2 separate regions of the Homo sapiens genome follow, and region 1 is linked to region 2. A link is an interaction called in ENCODE POLR2A ChIA-PET data of the cell type or tissue named here. Cell type or tissue: GM12878. All regions are shown on one strand. Each heading gives the region's core, and the rest is flanking DNA. Links, peaks and the distances in the headings are about the cores only. Region 1 overlaps CXXC5 (CXXC finger protein 5). Region 2 overlaps UBE2D2 (ubiquitin conjugating enzyme E2 D2).

The links. Peaks named below come from ENCODE experiments on the same cell type or tissue, not always from the same donor. Only the 100,000 strongest peaks of a DNase experiment are listed, where the experiment ranks them.
Region 1: POLR2A ChIA-PET joins it to region 2 with 8 read pairs; 6 of 35 experiments call an interaction of 5 or more read pairs at or near these places.

The regions. Positions count from the first base shown.
Region 1 is chr5:139,672,272-139,677,645 of GRCh38, forward strand. All of the region lies in intron 1 of CXXC5 (CXXC finger protein 5), which reads left to right. Among named protein-coding and RNA genes, the nearest start is that of CXXC5-AS1, 25 kb to the left of the region's middle. RefSeq lists an enhancer at 1,939-2,492. In GM12878, for the core only: no CTCF peak of the experiment used is centred there; no DNase peak of the experiment used is centred there; H3K27ac peaks cover 298 bases.
Region 2 is chr5:139,591,600-139,596,973 of GRCh38, forward strand. All of the region lies in intron 1 of UBE2D2 (ubiquitin conjugating enzyme E2 D2), which reads left to right. Among named protein-coding and RNA genes, the nearest start is that of UBE2D2, 33 kb to the left of the region's middle. In GM12878, for the core only: no CTCF peak of the experiment used is centred there; no DNase peak of the experiment used is centred there; H3K27ac peaks cover 691 bases.

The DNA of each region.
Region 1 (5,374 bases), core at 200-5,199, 81 kb after region 2:
CACGCTCGGCTAATTTTTGTATTATTAGTAAAGACAGGGTTTCTCCATGTTGGTCAGGCTGTTCTCGAACTCCCGACCTCAGGTGATCCACCTGCCTCGGCTTCCCAAAGTGCTGGGATTACAGGCGTGAGCCTGTACAGGCCAGGGCCTGCTGTTTATTTTAATGTCCTCTGGGGAACTTAAGAGTGGAAGGGACTGGATGCTCCTTGCCACGATAGGTCTCACCTCTTCTACGGTTCAGTCTCAGCCCTGCGTCCTGCTCAAAACCCTTCTCTCAAATCAGTTTCCTATCTGCAGATCATATCAGTGACTGATCTCGGCCTCTGGGGCCTTCCTCCTGAGGTCTGGAGGGTGGAGGGGATCGCTGTCTGGAATCCTTTTTTTCCCCTCTGTATCTCTACCTCCTTCCCCATGATATGCCCTGGGATCGTGACTTCTGCAGTAGTTTGGGGTGAGAAGCAAGAGCCATTCCTTTCCATTTTACAAATGGGAAACTGAGGCTTAGTGGCGGAAAGAGCTTGGTCAAAGTCACCAGTCAGGGAGGGACAGGGTGGAGCCACAAACCTAGGCCTCAGGCCTCCAGTTCCCTAGCCAGTCCTAGGCACATATGCCTCCCCCAACCCCAGACACACAAACACACCCCACACAGGAGCCCCAGAAGGACAGTGCGCCATCTCTGATTTCTTGACTCGTGCATCCCTGGACTAGCCTTCCCTGGCTTGTCCCATGGTGAGGCCCATCAGTAGGGAGGTCCTGAGGGGGTACGTGGGCCTGATTTCTGATTGGTGTCAGCTCAGAGATCACCACATTGGGAAATGTTTACTACAAGATTCAGGGGATCCCAGATAGACAAGGCGTCATTACACCTGCTTAAGCAAATTGCCTGCTCTAAATGGGGCAATAATAGGACTTCCTTCAGAGATTGGGTATGAGGATAACATGAGATAAAGCATGGACAGTGTGGCACATAGGAAGAGCCCCATACTTGTTAGCTATGGTCCCAGGTGACAGATGGGAAAACTGTCTCAGAGGCCAGTTTTTTCCCAAGGTCAAAAAATGGGGAAGGGTCTTCCTGAACCTTTGACTCTTCCAGGAAAGGAACCTGGCCTGAGGGAGGTGCCTATTGAGGAAAGGGCCTGTCTTTATCAGAGGCATCCCAGGCATCTCAGTCCCTAGAGCCCCAGGTCAGAGCTTACTCCCTGCCCGGGGCCTCAGTGTTGCTGTGCATGAATGGGCTGATCCCCTCCTCCAGCTGTTTTGGGGAGCACCGTAAAACAGAACAGAGCCTGGCTGGGTGCGGTGGCTCACGCCTGTAACCCCAGCACTTTGGGAGGCTGAGGTGGGTGGATCACCTGAGGTCAGGAGTTCAAGACCAGCCTGACCAACATGGTGAAACTCCATCTCTACTAAAAATACAAAAATTAGCCAGGTGTGGTGGTGTGCGCCTGTAATCCCAGCCACTCTGGAGGCTGAGGCAGGAGAATTGCTTGAACCTGGGAGGCGGAGGTTGTGGTGAGCTGAGATCGGGCCACGCACTCCAGCCTGGGTGACAGAGCAAGACTCTTGTCAAAAAAAAAAAAAAAAGAGAGAGAGAAAACAGAGCTCTACATACTCCAGGTTTGCTCAAACCCTTTAGTCCTCAGGCCAAGGCATGGTTGGCACCCACCCCAGCAGGAGGGGTGTAAGAGGGTCAGGGGTGTGGAGTCGGGGATATAGAAATGCTGTCCCTTGTTCTGTCCTTGGCAGTCAGTCTTGGGGTGACTCTAGTGGGGTTGAGGCCATGTCTCACCCCAGGCCACCCTCTGGGTGCTCGCAGTGGCCAGTGTGTGGGGGTATGTGTGTCCATCCATAGCTGGATGTGTGCCCTGTGCTCTCCGCCTGGGGCTGCGTTTCTCCCTGCCTCCAAGACCAGTCTCCCTGGGCTTGAGCAGGGCTTCTTTTTCCCTCTGGAAACTCCCCAGGCTGAATCATGGAAATCAGAGACGGGACACCCTCCCTTCCACCCCATTGCCCAGCTTGGTTCAACCACCATAGCCTGTGGTCTGCTTTGCCCACCATCAGCCTGTCTGCGTATTTTGCCTCACTTGGAGGCAGGCCAAGGAGACCGGCCCACCAAGGTGGGGGGGAGGAGACAAGGGCCGGGATGTCAAGTGCTGCATGGAAGCGTGGAAAGTGGTGCATTGAGCCAGGGTGTGCAGCTCTGCTGGGCCAGTGTTGGGGGTCCTGAAACGCAGCCTCTTCCACGAGCCTCCCTGGGCAGGCAGAATGGCTGCAAGGCTGGTCAGCCAGCAAGGAATGGCGGGGATGGTGCCTTGGTCAAACCCTGCCCTTGGTAGTGGTGATGGTTGCACAACTTTGTTGATTTACTAAAAATCATTAAATTATATGTATACTTTAATGTGGCAGAATTTTATAGTATGTAAACTATACCTCGATAAAACTGTTTTTTAAAAATCCTGCCAGCCAGGCGCAGTGGCTCACGCCTATAATCCCAGCATTTTGGGAGGCCCAGGTGAGAGGATTGCTTGATCCTCATAGGAAGACCTCATCCCTACTAAAAATTAAAATAATAATAATAATAAAAATTCTGCCCTTGGCCTCAAGGCCCTGCACAACTGGGACCCTGACAGCCTCATAGACACACCTCACATCTTCTTCCCCACCTGCTTAGGCTCTCTTTCATGCCTTTGTCCCCTCTCATTGCTTCTCCTTATCCTTAACTCTCAAACTAGCAGTCCCTTCCTCCAGGAAGGCCTCAGATAGCTCATTGTGTCCCCTTCCGGCTCTTGTTTCACGCTGGTTCATGTGACTGTGGGCCCAGCTCCTGTGCACTCCTGGAAGGCAGTGCTGGGGTCTGGGTCTGTGTGCTCTGCTGTCTCTCCGGTATCATAAGGTACAGGGCTGCTGTCGAGGTAGGTGCAGGGAAGATGTGTGCAAAGGAATATCTAGAACATCCAGCTGTGGGCCACCTGTGTACATGTCTGTGTGCAGATGGCACTATGTCATCCCAGGATGTCCCCTCCTTCCCAGTGCTTTCTGGCCCGAGAGTTCAAGATTGAACCCTGCGGGGGGTGAAGTGAGGCTCTTCTAGGGCTGAGGGTTGAATAAGGGCACTGCCACCACCTCCAGTGACCTCACTGCCAGCTGGCATTATGATGTCACTGGCTTAGCATTCCAGGCCCTGGGCATCTCCAAGTGCCCCAGGTGGGGGCACTCTCCTGGGGTCTGTGACAGCTTGCCCCCAACCACGGAGAGGTGACAGGCACGGTAACAATCCTGGGGAGTGAGAGCAGCCTTAGGGGTACCTAGGTCACCTGCCTTGGGCCACTCTGTCAATTGCAAAAGTGGCCACAGAACAGGGTGACTAACACTTGGGCTCTGGGTTCAAGCTCTACCCCTGCTAGGCACCAGCTGTTTGACCTGAGGCTGACAGCTTGAACCTCTCTGAGCCTAAATTTCCTCATGTCTGAAATTGGCAAATAGTTTCTGTCTCCCGGGGTTCTGGGGAGGCATTCAGAAGCTAAGACATGTAAAGCATAAAAGCACAGGGCCTGGGACACAGTAGATACTCAGTAAATGCTGGTTGATAGGATCCGTTGGTTAAGGAAACCAGAGTGGCAACACAGGTGGTGGGGGCTGGCTAGAAGGGGGCAGGCTCCGTGCCTTCTGGGGCTGGCCAGAGCCTTAGGGTAGAGGCACGGGGTGGCCTCCACTGCCAGGAAGGTGGCCCCAGGTATGAGTCTCCCTCCTTCCAGCTCAGCCAGTTAGCTGGAGCCTACAGGAGGCATTGGGCCCTGCAGCCATGCTCTGGGGCCAAGAACCCATTACCCCCCACCTCCTCCTCGGTACTCCCCAGTCCTCCTCCCCAGCCTCCTCCCCACCTCCTCCCAAGTCCTCCTCCCCTGTCTTCTCCCCACCTCCCCCCAAGCCCTCCTCCCCACCTCCTCCACAGTCCTTCTTGCCACCCTCCTCCCCACCTCCTCCACAGTCCTTCTTGCCACCCTCCTCCCCACCCTCCTCCCCAGCCTCCTCCCCCCAAGCCCTCCTCCCCACCTCCTCCCCAGTCCTTCTCCCCACCCTCCTCCCCAGCCCTCCTCCCCAGACTCCTCCCCACCCTCCTCCCCAGGCCTCCTCCGCAGATTCCTCCCCATCTCCTCTCCAGCCTCCTCCCCACCTCCTCCCCAGCCTCCTCCCCACCTCCCCCCAAGCCCTCCTCCCCAGGCTCCTCCCCATCTCCTCCTCAGTCCTTCTCCCCAGTGTCCTCCCCACCCTCGTCCCCAGCCCTCCTCCCCAGACTCCTCCCCATCTCCTCCCCACCTCCTCTTCTCAGGCCTTGGGCTACACAGTGGGTCTGATCTGGTCTCCTCGCCACTTCTCCTCTACCCTTCCCTCTGCCTCCCTCTCCTGTGGGCATGCCCAGCTGCCTTCTGGGATTCCCTCCTTAGGGCTGTTTCCTTGTCTTTTAGACCCTCAAGTCCCTGAGCCTGGACAAGGTGTCCTGGGTCCCTGGGTCTCTGAACCCTGTTACCCCAGACACTGCTTCCCATGACACTGTCTCCACTAACCTTGACCCTCTGCCCCTTCCTCTCCAGCTCCCCTTTTCTCTGATCCTCCCCTCTAGTTCTCTGTCTCATGATTCTGTCCCCACCACCTGTCTCTATTCTGCCCCCGCATGCCCCTCTGCCCCCCAGCTTTCCATGACTCGTCCCCCCTCAGCCCCCCGTGCTCTGTCCCCGCCCGTCAGCCCCTGGTCCCAGCTCCCGGCTGGCCGGCTCCTGCATGGACAAAGGGGTCCTTTGTGGGCTGACCGCGGCTGGCGGGGCGGCGGGGCGCTGGCTCCGCATTGCTGATGAAACGGAGCCCTTTGTTGTCCCTCCTCAGGCGCAGTATTTCTTTTTGGGGGCTGGATGTGTTCCTGGCAGGGCCGATGATGGATGCGCCCGCCGCCGCCCGCCTGCCCGCCAGCTTTCCCTCCCGCTCATTCCCGCTCCGCTTCAACGCAGCCCTGACTCCTCCCCTGCTGCCTGGGCACTGCCAGGCCCTTCCTGGCCTGGAAGGGGATGGCTGTGTGCCCTAGAGTAGAAGACTGGGACCTGGGAGAACGTCCCCTCTATGTCCTCCTCTTCCATGAGTAGGGCAAATGGGGCTTTTGGTCAGGGGTCCACTGGGACCAGGACATCAGTTTTTCCTAAGGTCTGAAGGAGAAGATGAGCCAGGTATCAGGGCCGATTTGGAACAAGCTTGAGGACCAGATGTTCATGTCTGTCTACTCTGGATTTGAAAACAGAGTTGTCCCTGTGAGCCAGTCCCTCCGTGTACCCACCTCCCTTCAACTTCTGTGGCTGAAAAACCATAGTGTTCTGCCTGCAGCACC
Region 2 (5,374 bases), core at 316-5,315:
ATAGAAAATGAGAAAATGAGAGTGCTAAGGGATTAAGTCTATCAGCTGCAGATGATTTGATTTGTCAAATTATGTCTTTCAAACTCATGTAAGTTAATGAGTTACTAATATTTCCTGAGTTTTAAAAACTCATAATTTTAAAATATGTAAGCAGTTGTTTTTAAATATTAGCTTAAGTGTTATGCTGGGAACATAAGCAAGTAGTAAAAATTAAATTGTTTCTGTTGCAACCCTAGTTAAGATAGGAGTGAGGCAGGGAGAATGCAGGTACTATAGTAATGACAGACTGCTCCCCTTCAATCTGTCTTGAAAACCTGGGGCCGGGCGCGGTGGCTCATGCCTGTAATTCCAGCACTTTGGGAGGCCGAGGCGGGCGGATCCCTTGAGGTCAGGAGTTCTCAAGACCGGCCTGGACAACGTGGTGAAACGCCATCTCTACTAAAAGTACAAAAATTAGCCGGGCCTGGTGGCGGGCGCCTGTAATCCCAGCTACTCGGGAGGCTGAGGCAGGAGAATTGCTTGAACTTGGGAAAGACAGGTTGCAGTGAACCAAGATTGCTCCACTGCAGTCTAGCCTGGGCGACAAAGCAAGACTCTGTCTTACAAAAAAAGAAAAAGGAAAAAAATGAAAACCTGGAACACACCTTGGCCTTCTAAGTCTCATCTCTTTTTCCAGTTTGTGCCATTTTGCCCTTTGCCCTCCCGTGCTTTCCCCTCAAATCTTCTTGGTAGTGAGTTTTCTAGTATCACCTTTTATCTCTGATGCTTTTTAACTCATCAGACATAAAAGTAATGAGCTCTGGTGTGCATTATAATTCCTTGAGGCCTTGTTAGAACAGTTTGGCTCCACCTCAGAGTTTCTGACCTGGTAGTTGTGGGGTAGAGCCTGTGAATTTGCATTTCTAATAAGCTTCCTTGTGATGGTGATCCTGCTGTGTCAGTATCTCAGTTTTGAGAACTACTGGTTTAACTGTTGTTTCTTTGCAGTTCAGTAATCTTTTTTTTTTTTTTTTTTTTTTGAGAGATGGAGTCTTGCTCTGTTGCCCAGATTGGAGTGCAGTGGCACGACCTCGGCTCACTGCAACCTCTGCCTCCTGGGTTTAAGCGATTCTCCTGCCTCAGCCTCCCGAGTAGCTGGGACTACAGGCACGTGCCACGATGCCCGGCTAATTTTTTGTATTTTTAGTAGAGATGGCGTTTCACTGTGTTAGCCAGGATGGGTCTCGATCTCCTGACCTCGTGATCTACCCACCTTGGCCTCCCAAAGTGCTGGGATTACAGGCATGAGCCACCACGCTTGGCTGCATTTCAGTAATCTTAAAAGAGTTTCAGTAATCTTAAAAGAGGTTCAGCTTAATTTCCCAAATTAACATGATTCTCAGACATTTCTTTTTTCCTTTTTTTTTTTTTTTTTGAGGCAGAGTCTCGCTCTGTTACCCAGGCTGGAGTGCAGTGGTGTGATCTCGGCTCACTGCAACCTCCGCCTCCCGGGTTCAAGTATTTCTCCTCCCTCAGCCTCCTGAGTAGCTGGGACTACAGGCAAGCGCCACCACGCCCAGCTAACTTTTATATTTTTAGTAGAGACAGGGTTTCACCACGTTGGGCAGGCTGGTCTCTATCTCTTGACCTTGTGATCCGTCCACCTCGGCCTCCCAAAGTGCTGGGATTATAGGCATGAGCCACTGCACCTGGCCGATTCTCAGACATTTCTAACTTGTACATTTCTAATATTTTAGATCCAGATTTAAAGAACCATGGTACAGCAGAACACTCAAGTCCTTACCCTTGGGTTAGATACTTTGTATTTTGTTTTCTTATAAAATTGGGAATAGGTCTAAATGATCTCTTATGACCCTGAAATTTTATATATACATACATATTTTAATATATGTTTTAATATGTAAAATATGTAACAATGTATACATTGTTATATATACATTGTTATATATAACACACAAATAGGTATTGATGTATGTAATAAACACATATGTAACATGTAACATTAAAAGATATATTAAAATATGTACTTTTTTTTAGAGATGGGGTCTCACTTTGTTACCTAGGCTGGGGTATAGTGGCACGATCCACTGCAGCCTTGAACTCCTGGGCTCAAGCAATCCTCCTACCTCAGCCTCCCAGGTAGCTAGGACTACAGGCTCTCTCCACCATGCTGGGCTAATTAAAAAAAATTTTTTTTGTGGAGATAGAGTCTTACTGTGTTGACCAGGCTGGTCTGGAGCTCCTGGCCTCAAGCCATCCTCCCACCTTAGCCTCCCAAAGTGTGGAGATTACAGACATGAGCCACCGTGCCTAGCCCTGAAATTACAATGCTATGAATCATAATCTTTGTTTAAATATTTTCATAGTGTGATTTTAACCACCAAAGAGCCTCGATTTGTATAGCAATATTCAGACTACTAAAACTTGACTTTAGAGCCATTTTTCTACAAAGTTAATTATAACCTCTCTCAGTTTCCCATCTTGTTCCTTTCACCTTACACCATAGGGTGAGGACCAACAGGGTAAACAAATCTTTCCCATGCTATTTTTATTTTGTTTCATAATTGTTATGATTGGGGAAGGAGGGTGGTTTAAAAATAGCTTGTAAAGAAGCGTTAATTTTTACCAACTAATAGCTTAAGTTGCCTACTCAAGGATATAGTGAAAGGGAAATCTGCACATCCCTTGAAGGATGCCTTCCCCTCAAGGAATTTAGAGGGTTTCTTTTTGCTATAGTGTTGTGATATATATATATGTCTTAGGCTTTCAAAGTTTCAGTGTTCTACTTTAATTATCTGTTTTTTTTCTTTTTTTCCTTAAAAAATTTTGTTTTTTTGAGACACAGTCTCTATTGCCCAGGCTGGAGTGCAGTGGCATGATCTCTGCTCACTGTGGCCTCTGCCTCACGGGTTCTAGCGATTCTCCTGCCTCAGCCTCCTGGGTAGCTGGAATTAGAGGCACACACCACCACACCCGACTAATTTTTGTATTTTTAGTACAGTCCAGGTTTCACCATGTTGGCCAGGCTGGTCTTGAACTGCTGACCTCAGGTGATCCACCCACCTCGACCTCCCAAAGTGCTGGGATTACAGGTGTGAGCCACCGCACCCGGTCAATAATCTTTTTATAAATTGAGAATGTTCTACTTTAACTGTCAAAGTTCCTTACCCCATCACTTTTTTCTAAACATAATTATATATACATTCCTGCCTCAGTATCCATGAAAGGTTGGTCCCAGGTCCTTCCATGGATACCAAAATCTACAGATGCTCAAGTCCCTGATATAAAATGGCATAGTATTTGCGTATAACCTGTACACATCTTCCTGTATACTTTAAGTCATCTCTAGATTACTTATAAAACCTAATACAGTGTAAGTGCTCTGTAAATAGTTGTTATGCTGTGGTGTTTAGGGAATAATGACCAAAGAAGTCTGCACATGTTCAGTACAGACATCATTTTTTCCCCAGTGTATTTGACCCACAATTGGTGGAACTCATAGACACAGAGGGCTGGCTGTACTTTATTTCCCTATTGTTCTTTCTCATAAAATAGAAAGTTGAAATTAATGTATACGTTTAAAGCCAACTGTTAAAACACAGCCTTATATATTTGGGTATTATTTTTTTCTGCCCACATGTTCCGACTAGATCGATGCCTTTATTAAATTTTAAGATTCAACTTCAGTTTTCATCATGATGTAGAGATATCAGTTTTATAGATTGTATGTTTATTTGCCATAATTGGGTTTTCACTATTTAGATTACACCCCAAATGACAGTTTTTTTTTTTCCTTGAGTCGGAGTCTCGCTCTTGTTACCCAAGCTGGAGTGCAGTAGCACGATGTTGTCTCACTACAACCTCTGCCTCCTGGGTTCAAGCGATTCTCCTGCCTCAGGCTCCTGAGTAGCTGGGATTATAGGAGCCCCCACCACGCCTGGCTAATTTTTGTACTTTTAGTAAAGATGGGGTTTCGCCATGTTGGCCAGGCTGGTCTCGAACTCCTGACCTCAGGTGAGCCACTGTGCCCAGCCATGATGACAATTTTTAACAGCTATTTTAATCCACACTTACAGTCAGGATAATTCTTGCACAGACCCAGTTGGTTAAAAAAAGAAAAAGAAAATTTTAAAGGGTAATTTATTTTTCAAATGGGCAATATACACACTTTTATAAAATTCAAAATGTGTAAAAGCAATATATATAGTTCTCATTCTCACCCCTAAGCTTTCCTTCCTAAAGGCAATTATTTATTAACTAGTTTCTTGTGGGTTTTTTTTTTGTTTTTTGTTGTTTTTTTTTTTTTTTTTTTGAGACAGAGTCTCACTCTATCACCCAGGCTGGAGTGCAGCGGTGAGATCTGGGCTCACTGCAACCTCCGCCTCCCTCGTTCAGGCAATTCTCCTGCCTCAGCCTCCCGAGTAGCTGGGACTACAGGCGCGCGCCACCATGCCCGGCTAATTTTTGTATTTTTAGTAGAGATGGGGTTTCAGCATGTTGGCCAGGCTGGTCTCGAACTCCTGACCTCATGATCCGCCCACCTCAGCCTCCCAAAGTGCTGGGATTACAGGTATGAGCCCCTGTGCCTGGCGTTTCTTGTGTATTCTTGGGAGATATTTTATGCACATGTAAAGATGGATAGTTACGTGCTTTTTCTTTTTTAAAAAAGATCTGTTTCTGAATCTGAATGTCCTGTGTGTGTGTATGTGTGTGTGACAGAGTCTCGCTCTGTCACCCAGGCTGGAGTGCAGTGTCACAATCTCAGCTCACTGCAACCTCCGCCTCCTGGGTTCAAGCGATTCTCCTGCCTCAGCCTCCCCGGTAAATGGGATTACAGGTGTGCGCCACCACACCCAGCTAATTTTTGTATTTTTTTTAGAGATGGGGTTTCACCATGTTGGTCATGCTGGTCTCGAAGTCCTGACCTTGTGATCCACCCGCCTTGGCCTCCCAAAGTGCTGGGATTACAGGTGTGAGCTACCGTGCCCAGCCCAAATGTACTTTTAAGAATAAAAAACTGGCCAGGCACTGTGGCTCACACCTGTAATTCCAGCACTTTGGGAGGCTGAGGCGGAAGGATCGCTTGAGTCTAGGCATTAGACACCAGCCTGGGAAACATAGTGAGACCTTGTCTCTGCATTAAAATAATAATAATAATAATAATAGGCCAGGTGCGGTGGCTCACTCCTGTAATCCCAGCACTTTGGGAGGCCGAGGTGGGCAGATCACGAGGTCAGGAGATCGAGACCATCCTGCTAACACGGTGAAACCCCATCTCTTCTAAAAATACAAAAAAAATTAGCCCGGCGTGGTGGTGGGCACCTGTAGTCCCAGCTGCTCAGGAGGCTGAGGCAGGAGAATGGCGTGAACCCGG